Linked DNA regions of Mus musculus: region 2 is linked to region 1. A link is a loop called in an ENCODE intact Hi-C map of the cell type or tissue named here. Cell type or tissue: left cerebral cortex. All regions are shown on one strand. Each heading gives the region's core, and the rest is flanking DNA. Links, peaks and the distances in the headings are about the cores only. Region 1 has its middle 79 kb from the start of Tmem108. Region 2 has its middle 20 kb from the start of Tmem108.

Region 1 (5,387 bases), core at 121-5,120:
ACAGCTTGGGGTCCTTTCAGGCTTCGTTACATTAACTGATTTGCATCCGGAAAATCTGACCTGATGGAAATTGATAAGGGCCCACAGAAGCATGCCATTCACATTTTTCTAATGCAAAATGTAATTGTGAACTGTATACTTTTCCATGTAAATCTGTTTATGCATGATTGTGATAGAGGGCATTGTCTTTGTTGATTTGCTTGTTTTGTTTTGTTTTTAGTATATAGAGGTCTAGGGCAACGCGTGTAGTTCAGAAAGAAAAACTGAGTATTTATTTTTAAAATCGTGATAATGTATAACCTAAAACTTATATTTTGATCACCTTCCTTTGAAGGTGAACACGTTTATCACACCACTGAGCGTGATACCACCATTCAGCCCAGAATCTGAGTTTTTAGACATAATAATAATGGCAATTTTGTAAGTGTCTTCACAGTTTTAAAAATTGATACCTTTTTAAAAAATGAACATCAGATGTTGCCTTAAATAGCCACATTGGAAAAAAAACTGCAATCAGGTCATCTATTACAATAACATAAAACTAATTTTACATAGGAAAATATACATATACGTGTATAATATAATGAGTGTGTATGTATTAGAGGTTAATTTCATGTCATTCCTCAGTCATCATCCACATGTCTCCTTGATTCAGGGTTGTTCGCTGACATGGAACTTGCCGTGGCAGGGCTGGCCATCTAGAAGGCTTTAGGTATCTGTCTGTCCCCAGGTCTACCCAATGGCAAGCTCTCACCTGCACCACTATGCCCAGTTCTTTCTTATGGGGCTTCTGGGAATCGAACTCTGGTTTTCATGATTGCATAGCATATCCTTTACCGCTGGGTCGTCCCACCAGCTCCAGTAAATGGACCTCTGTAAGAGAAAGTGTAAGAAACCACGCCCTTCCTATAGAAGGAGGCCTCAGCATTGAAGCACAAGGTAGGCAGCTGGACATTTATTAATGAATGAAGTAATTAGTAAGTGGTCATTGATGTCCCTATCGTTTCCCTGCTATGGGAAAGTGAGTGTTGCTCACAGAGCACATTCTATTGGTTCATCCTGAAAGCTTTGGTCCTTAGATCCTAGAGCACTCTGGTTTGAATCCCCTAAAGGTTCAGTGACCCATGCATATTCACTTTGGGGCCTATAAATGCATATACTTGCATGGTGTGTGACCCACAGAGATAGAAACATCAGACATAGGAAGTGATTGTTTTTTTTCTTCTTTGCCTCCCAGGGTTTCTGCCTTTTTTTTTCCGATCTAGCCCAGCCTACTTGGTCAGCAACTCAAGTTTGGAGGTCGTCTTCTGTATTCCTTTGGGCAGTGGCTGAGCCTTTGCAGTTGCATGTGTGTGTGTCTCTGTGTGTGTGTGTGTACTCAGTGAAAATCAGAATTGGCATTCTGGACATTGAACAGCCTCTGTGTGCCAGGTACTGTGACATCTATTACATAGGCTATTGCAAACGATCCCTAAATCCCCCTCCAAGTTAGAGGTTTCCTTTTAACTGCTGTCTTGTGTCACTGGTGCCATGTGACACCCCTTAATCCTTACAGCCGTTTTACCACATTCTTCATTTCACCAATAAAGAGATTGAGGTTAAGGAGGTTGCAGATGCATTTGGTAGAAACGCTGCTCGATGCCCTCTCACTATAACAAAACCCAGGTCTGCATTTCTAATAAAGAAAAAGGTTTAATTTAGCTCTTGGTTTCAGAGATTCCGCGGTATAGCTCCAGCATCATCTTGACTCTAGAGGGTTTCTTAAGGTGGGTGACAGCACATGGTGGAAGAAAGAACAGAAGGCACTGGTGGGCAAGGGGCCAGCCTGGGGAAGGGCCAGTCGTGCCCCTTGATAACACCTGGTTTTGTTGTAACTAAATGGTGTTCTGGGAAAAGGATGGCAATCCTTTCTGAGGGACAAAGTCCCCAATGACTTAGTCACCTCCCACTAGGGAACACTTCTAACACATTTTCCCTTTACTTAGTGTGACCACCCTGGGGACCAAGATACCAGCACATTAACCTTTGTGGGTCACCCTTAAACCACATCTAAACCCAGACAGTGCGGACTCAAACTCACTCCTGCCTGCTTTCAAGGTCTCTGTTATTTCTCTCAACTCTTTTTAGGTTTCCCCTTGGAGTCATCTGATTTCGAGTCTTGCAATTACAGCTGATCTTTTCCAGGCTTTAGAATTTTTTTTTATGCATCTTGACTCTTTTCTTGCTTGCCATTAGTCATGAGTGAGAATGGTGAATCAGCTCTTTGGAGTCCCGTGTCTTTGATTTGCTTCTGGGGAGAAACAGCCTGTTAAAGCTTATGGATATTTTAAATAACTGTAATTACAAGCACTCTACATCAAAAGCATGCACTGGCCAGATAGGTTTGCACATAGACATCCACTCTCATTATCACCATTTTGGAAGGGGCACAAGGGCTGGGTGTGCCGACTGCAAGGCAGATATACCCCTCAAACTTGCCCCAAAGGACTTTCATCTTAAATAAGCAGAGCTCCTTTAACCAAACATGTTGTTTCCATAGATGTTTCTTTACATTAAAAAAGAATATAAATGTTGGGGCTGAGGAGGTTGCTCAGTCAAGAAAGTGATTCTTTCATAAATAGGAGGGCCTGAGTTTGACACACACACCCAAACCACAATAAAAAAGACAAGAGCAATAGAACATGCCTATAATCCTAGTGTTGGAGAGATTCACTGGGCAGACTGTCAATCCAAATTGGTAAGTTCCAGGTTGTGTGAGTGACCCTGCTTTAATAAACAGTGTAGAGAGTGATGACGAAAGACATCAAACCTTGACCCCTGACCTCCACAGGCATTCATATACACTTGCATGTGTACTGTATCTACCATATCTGGATGCACATATAAGATCACACAAACATACCTATCAATATTTTAGTGTCTGGATTTTGACAGTCATAATATTTGATGTTCTAATTGAATTTTCTAAAAATGCTCTATTTCTATCTCATTAACAACAATGTATTTTTTATCATAGAAAAATTATGAAAAAACTAAATGGTGTTCTGGGAAAAGGAAGGGAATCCTTTCTGAGGGACAAAGTCCCCAATGACTTAGTCACCTCCCACTAGGGAACACTTCTAACACATTTTCCCTTTATTTATCCCACAGAGAAAAATAAAGACAGAAAGCAAAGAAGTCCATTTATTGACCTCCCTTCTTGGTTTCCCAGGAGAAAAGATGAACTATCTTATAGAACCGTGTGATACAACATCCTCCTCTGAATTTAGCTTAAAAAACAGATTTCTGAACATCCAGGTCAAGAATAAGTATGTGCTGAATAACAACACACTCATCTTCAGGATACCGTAGACTCGAGCTAGAGAGATGGGCCAATGGTTAAGAGCACTTACTGCTCATGCAAAGGACCTGGGTTTGATCTCCAGCAGCCGCATGGTGGGTCAGAACCATCTGTAACTCTTGTTCTAGGTGATCTGATGCCATCTCCTGGCCTCCAAGGGCACAGTGCACTGCATACATACAGTGCATACATACATACATACATACATACATACATACATACATACAGGCAAGAGCACTCAGACATATGAAGCAAAATAAATAGGTAAATCTAAAACAAAACGAATGCTATGGACTCTTGAGAGTTGGTAAGAAATCTCTAGTTTGTAGTCTTCTTTCTCTATATCTTAGCAATTGTTTTACACAGAAACACATAACAAGGCTCTTGGTGAAATTTAATTTGTATTCGTCTTTAATAGATGGTTTAGAAATTATATTGAATTGTCATGAACATACATGGGCGTGTGACCATTATTGGTCATTTTCAAAATTCACCCCCCCCCTCCGTAGAATAGAGCACTTTCAGTTCTTTATAGGTAAGAGGCTCCTCTGAGAGAGTGGGAAGGCACTCATGCAAACACCCAGCTCCAAATCCCACACTTCCTATGGAGGGACACATGGAGCAAGATGATCATACGCCCATCACATCAAAATGGGATTTAGCTGTTGTGGCCAGGAAGAGAGAAACCATGGCTCATTTATTCTCTCTCTCTCTCTCTCTCTCTCTCTCTCTCTCTCTCTCTCTCCACGTGCCTGAACTTTAAACTCATGCTGCTTTGCAGAACACTTCAGTGAAGACTGCACATGTCTTTTCAGCAGTAGATTAAGAGGTAGAATTTTGATGAAGAGGGGGCAACCTGTGAGGAGTGTTCAAGAAACAAATTCACAAGAATAGTTTTCAGTCTGTTTGCTCATGTAATCCTGCCTGCTTAGTACCATTTATTACTTTCTAGGTGATCCCAGATCAAAATTTACATCACTGTAATTTTAGCAGATCAAAATAAATGCTTTCCCCCAGGACAGTGATCTGCCTTAGAGTTTAAGCCAGTAGTTCATGGCATGGTGGATGTGGGATCATTGACTTTACCCACTTCCCTTTCTCTTTCTTTGTTAATGGGCTTCGAACCACACTCACATTTGGGTCCCATTTTCCTTCACCCTCTATCCAGTCTCTCCCTATGCCTGTCCAATTTGCCTGTCTGGAGAAATGACTCTCCCATCTTGGCTGTCACTGCTCAAATTTATTCTTATTTGGTTGACATGACGTAGAAGTCTTTCTTAGGACTGGGGACCATTGGCATGCAGGATGTCCCGTGGAATCAGATTTCTTACCAATTCGCATAACTTATGTGGTGGAATGGGTTTATGGCTTCTGGAGAATTGTGAAGTTACCTAGGGCAGACTATCTCAGTCATCATTGCCCAGAGCATCATGGACTCCAGATCAGTGATATGCTGTAGATATGAAGGAGTAGAGGCATGTAGCAAAAATAACACTTGGGAAACTTTAGGTTAGACGGGAGGTATTGTTCTGAGGAACTCTTCATTTGCTTATACTGAAAAACAGTAAGATAGTATACCTGCTCAAGCTCACTTTATAATCTGAGTCCATTTCCCCAGACTATGTTAAATTGTTTGGAAAGGAAAGGGGACACAGACCCTTCAAGGCACACACACACACACACACACACACACACACACACACCTCAACATGTCATCAGAGTGTGGGTTTCAGAGGTCAACCTGGACATATAAAGGAAGCATTGTCAGGAGAGGGTATTGTCAGATATGACAAGCTTCATAAAACACTTTGAGAGGAGACATTGCCTTAATCTCCACTCGAAGCTCACGAAGGTCTCACTGGACAACCCTCAACTAACACAACCATTGAAGAAATCACATTTAGTGGGGAAATGATGGCAATCTCTGATACCGCAATGAAACAGACAAGCAGAGAGAGCCACAGGAGAGCCCGCATTTAACTTCACCATAGTTGTGATTTGAATCTGAAACATTCCCAAGGTTCATATCTTGAACAACTGTGGCTCC
Region 2 (5,387 bases), core at 297-5,296, 59 kb after region 1:
TCCACCCACTGGCCCGTGGATGACTCAACTCCATTATTTGCATAGTTGAATAACAGCAATGTGCATATAGAACATATTCCTTATTCTCTCATCTGTCTGTGGGCACCAAGGCTGGTTCTGGGACCTGACCATTGTGCACAATGCTCTGAGACTTATCAGCAACTTTTGCTTGGGAAAAACAAAGTCTCTTCTTCCATGAGAGACTGGATGAAGTGAGATATCCATATGAAGTGGAAAATCATAAATAATTGAAATGTAGGAATGGACATCCTTCACTCACATTCTCACTGCCTTTTAATAACATGGGAATACAAATACTCACCCATCAGCCTCCATAACTTACAGTAACTTATGCATCCATAGAGAGCCAGAAAAAGGAGTTCAAAGCTCTCCAAATGAATGAAACAGTAATGAGAAATGTCTGAGCCAAGACCATGTAATTAGCCTGATTTGGTCAGTCTACATTATACACCTGTACCAAAGCACCACGCCACAACTCTGTGCAATTATTAGGCATTACTTTTTGAACATGTAAATGTTTGTCCATATAATCTTCAAAATGTAGAAAGGACTGAATTATGGTTAGAAATCCTCTGATAAGTTATTGTGGTCATTTTATCTCACCTATTCCTGATATCATGGAAAATTCAAATTGAATCAATACGCTGGATCGTTGCCCAGCTACTTTTTCTCTATTAGGTCTGTGCTGAGTTGGCAGAGGAAGCCGCCGTGCTTTAGCTCCAACGAAAAAGATGACAGCTTGTGACACATTTGTCACAGGAGCCAGGGAATCCGAAGAATGACAGACAAACTTTAAAGGACCTCCTTTGCGCGTGGCAGTGGCTTTCCTTGCTGAGGGTCTGTGTTTTCCCCCCTTCATCTAGGAGAACATGAACCAATTACAGTCGTAGCCTGCCAGAAACGGCGCTCATGCCTTTGATCAGAAAACGATCAAGCACCGCTCGACTACTAGCTTGCTTTAGTTTGGACGCGTCAGTTATTAACAGGTAGAGTGTGAGCGTTTCATTGTTTGCTGAAATGTTGGCAGGGGTGGAGTGGAGGAGGAGAAGAACGGTGGTTGAACAAGGGGGCTGTGACCTCAGCATCAAGAATGTGTTAGACATATTGTGATTCATAACAGTAGCAAAATCACAGTTACGAAGTAGCAATGAGATAATTTTATGGTTGGGGGTCACCACAACATGAAGAAGTGTATTCAAGAGTCTCAGCACTAGGAAGGTTGAGAACCACTGTGCTATAACCATTCCTGTTTGTTTTTAAAGCCACTGAAGAAATGCTGTATGCTTACACATTCAGTGGGCAGTATCTAAAACTGGAGCTCTGAGCCCTTTTTTTTGAGTGTAGTATTTATAATATCCCTTATAATGCATTTGGAGCCGCAGTCCTGGCTACGTCTGTGTGAATCACCTAAGGAGCTTTTAAGCACTATCAAGGCCAAGCCCCACCAGAGAGATTCTGATTTAATTGGTCTGGGATGAGGCCCAGGCAAAGGTATTTTTTAAAAAGCAGTCCAGGTGTTTCAATATGCAGCCAGGATGGAGAACTACCGAGTTAGTGGCAGGAAAGCTGCTTTTACAGTGATTTAAATAAATGCAATATATAGGAGTTTTTATAACCTACATTAATTCAAAAGAGGTTTGAAATGAATTCCAAAAATGTATCTGTTGCGAAATTTTGGTTCTTTTTTTTTTTTCACCTTAAAAATTGTAATTAAATACAAGAAAATCTAAACAAGTTACCATTCTTTCCCCAGTGGTCAAGAAATGGAAAAGCTTGATGCTACCTAGCAACGGCAAGGGCCTGTGGAAACGGGGTTGCTGATAGGACCAGCATCACGGTGAAAACCCCGCCCAGTTCCTGAAGCCATGTCAGCAGAATCCATGCAGCTTTGATACAGCGTGTCTAGCATTTGTGCTTCTGGGAATTTGTTTGTAAAATGTCACCAAGATCTAGGCTTAGCAATGGTTCTCATAAAACATTTGCATAAAACACGTGGCAGAATTCAGAGGGTCCTTCACATGGGGGACCCAGTGGGGTGAAAAATTGATACAAAGCATGTAAGGATGGTAGACACTTAACATCTCCTTCACTGCCTTAGAGAGAACACAAGAGGAAACGTTTCCTACGTAGATAAGACCAGGAAATGGAAACCAGTGACATTATTCTACTATCTGGCAAAATAGGCCATAGGCAAAAACTAATCAAGAGCCAGCGAGAGGGCTCAGCAGGTAACAGAGCTTGCTGCCAAGCCTGATGACCTCTGGGAGTTCAACTTCTGGGATGCTGATAGTTGAAGTGGAGTTGTCCTCTTGAATCGCTCTTATTAATTTTTAAAACAGAATCTCAAAACTCTAAGAACTGTGTACCTATAAAAGGTGGCCTTCACTATATTCAAACTAGTCCTCAACTTTAATGGAAAAAAAAAATAAAGTAAACTCTGCTACCTGCACGCATTTCTTCCGTGAATATTTTTGCATCACCTACTATGACCTAGACACTCTCCCATGGTCATCCAATCCTGATGTGTAGAAAGCGCTGGAGATAATCTACAGTGATCAATGGAGTCCTTAAAAATTACTTGTAGAAAGAAAAAAAAAAGTGAAGAACTGTAGCGGGGACTGGAAATGGTGGCCAAGTATCTTCTTCAATTCTCAACTGAAAAACTCTTGAAGTCTGGTGTGAAGACATATTGCAGCCAATGGATGCGACACTCCCCGAAGCACCAATTTAGAAAAGCATTTTTGGGCGATAATTGGCTGTGTGAAACTCACATTTCCATGCAAGGAAGCCTCGTATTTTTGGTGGAAGGAGCTGGAGAAGGGAGGTGAGGAATGGAGGGGGAGGGGTCAGCATAGTGGCTGGAGGTCAGGAGGGCTCAGCAGCCCTGCCCCAGGCTTGATCGGGTCCATCTTGACTTTGAGGACTCAGCATCCCTCCCCATGGAGTGAATGAGCCGGGCATGCGCTGAGGACGCAGGGCAAAGCTCCTCCACGATTCATTTTCCGTGGCCTTGTCAAGCCAGTTGGCCTCTCTAGGCTTTTGTTTCTTACCATAACAGAGAGAGAAATGTTGTGGTAGGGAGTGAGGACGATCTGAGCGGAGCTGAGGGAGTAGGGAGCATGATCAAAATATGTCGCAGGAAAATTCCAAATTTAAAAAAAAAATAGTTCTACCAAAATAGATTTAATGGGTCCTTAGTAATGTTAGTGTCACAGGGTTTCCTTAAAGGTGGTTAAAATGTAATTTTTATGTTATTTACATTTTACTAATTGGATGATAATTCTTAATAGAAAAAAGTGGAGACAGATTTCTGGACCACCTTTCCCTTTACTTGAGAAAAAGTCCAGATTCTGCAGCAAAGCCTTGGGCAAACAGGTTTTCGTGTGACCTCTGGTTATATATTAACAGTCTGAGTCATCCAAGATGAACCCATTATCACCTTTCTCAAGAGCTAGCCTCAAGTGATTTCACAGGAGAGATGCTACACCTACCCACAGAGGTAATAGGCCTCCCAGACAGGCATTCTGGGAGGAGGGTCGAGCCCAGAAGCTCCCGGGATCATCGGTCCAGTCCCCACACAGGGCATAGAGAACTCTGCTTGTAGGCAGCTCAGAGGTCTTTTTGCTCACAGACATGCTCCAGTGTAGCCTGAAATGGCAAGCACACAGGGTTGTTCCTTCAAGAGACAGAATGCCAAACCTGTTTTCTGCTCAGAAGGCAGGAGCAGCTCTGCTTTCTGGCCTGGTAACCTTTATGCTGTATGTGTGACTTTCCGGCACCGAATCCTTCTCCAGATCTGTTCTCAGAAACTTGCTTTTCCTCAATCTATAGAACCCACCTTTACTAAAGGTATCACATGTACTTTCCAAAGTTTCAGTGTAGTTATGTCTGATCTGCATTTAGCTTACTTTGTTTCTCAAAGAATGCTTTGTTGTCCTTGCAGGATTGGGTTAAATATCACAAGAATAGCTTTCACCAGATTATGGTGTGTTTAAACCTAAAATAACCTAAAATAAATCAATTGGGGGGGGGTCAAACTCCTGAAGTTTAAACCAACACTGGCTACTGAGTCCTGTGTAATAATAATAGCCCTCACTATCGTGATGACAGGAACAACCACTGGATCAATTTCTACATATACAAAGCTCAAACCACCCGAGGCACGCCCAACCCCAGGATAGGAGTGGGAGACAGGAACTTCCCGATGGCAGAGAGCACGACTTCTTGCCTTGCTTGGCAAGCCCTGTGTAATCTGCTTCAAATATGTTATATTGCTCTATACCTTTGGTATGGTGTATTATTCTCTGCTTTTTCCTGTTACACTTATTTAAACCTCTTAAAGCCTCCTTAAAACAACACTTATTAAAACACAAGTCAAAACCTCTTCATCTGGGCAGCTGCAGCTTAGAAAACAGCCTTCTAGAAATGCATCTGGCTCTCCAGCTCTTGAGTCCTGGTCTAATTGCCCTGATTAGATGGTTTGGAGTGTCTGTGTGTGTGTGTGTGTGTGTGTGTGTGTGTGTGTGTGTGTGTATGTGTGTGTGTGTGTGTGTGTGTGTGTGTGCTCTCGCGCGCACATGTTTGCTATTTACCTCTGTGTAAGCGGGATGGTTACCCTACATGTTTCTAGGGACTTTCCGCACCCCATCTTCTATAGAAGTGCTGGAATGGTAGACATGGGCTACTTCTATGTAGGCTTTTACATGGCTTCAAACTCTATTGTCTTTACAGTTTCTCAGGGCATGCTTTACACATTGAGCCATCTCCCAAGGCCCTAAACATAATTTCAAGATGAATTTTCTGATTCTTCTTTTTTCAAATAAACGACAACATTTTCAAAATAAAAGATAAGGTGCTTTTGGAGTAGAGTAAAAATTTCTAACCCTGTTTCCTTATTTCTAGGGGCTAAAGGGGACTGGCTTTATATTCTGAATTTCTAGTGTAGAGCCCTTAACCATGAGAGGAGACATTGGTATTATTTCTCTAACTATACTACCAGAGGCTACTGCAGTCCTGTATACCATCCATTATCCACATATCCATCCTTCCTTCTACCCATCCATCCTTCCTTCTACCCATCTAATTATCTATTAAACATTTATGATTCTATGGGTTAGCCAAGGCATTAAACAGGTTCAGGGAGTGGGGATAAATAGAACTTTAGAGATGCTCATAGTACACTGAACACAACCACACTGGGATGTCATCATAGGAAAGGTTAGTTATAGTCCAAGGCTGCTTTAGAGGATATTGCATCTGTAACTTGAATTCTTCTTGACAATTCCCAGGTATAATAAGTGGATCATTTATGAGTTTGTGGATCCAGAAACTTGGAGAGATCTGTGCTTCAAGGAGTAGACCATTCC

Evidence for each region. A loop is a pair of places that touch in the nucleus more often than their neighbours do. Peaks named below come from ENCODE experiments on the same cell type or tissue, not always from the same donor. Only the 100,000 strongest peaks of a DNase experiment are listed, where the experiment ranks them.
Region 2: a loop joins it to region 1, with 2.2 times the contacts of the local background. A loop is called at or near these places in 4 of 42 quality-filtered maps.

Annotation. Positions count from the first base shown.
Region 1 is chr9:103,838,254-103,843,640 of GRCm38, reverse strand. No RefSeq gene overlaps it. Among named protein-coding and RNA genes, the nearest start is that of Tmem108, 79 kb to the right of the region's middle. In left cerebral cortex, for the core only: no CTCF peak of the experiment used is centred there; a DNase peak (open chromatin) is centred at 2,231.
Region 2 is chr9:103,778,969-103,784,355 of GRCm38, reverse strand. No RefSeq gene overlaps it. Among named protein-coding and RNA genes, the nearest start is that of Tmem108, 20 kb to the right of the region's middle. In left cerebral cortex, for the core only: no CTCF peak of the experiment used is centred there; DNase peaks (open chromatin) are centred at 829, 1,388, 1,853 and 2,736; H3K27ac peaks cover 1,158 bases.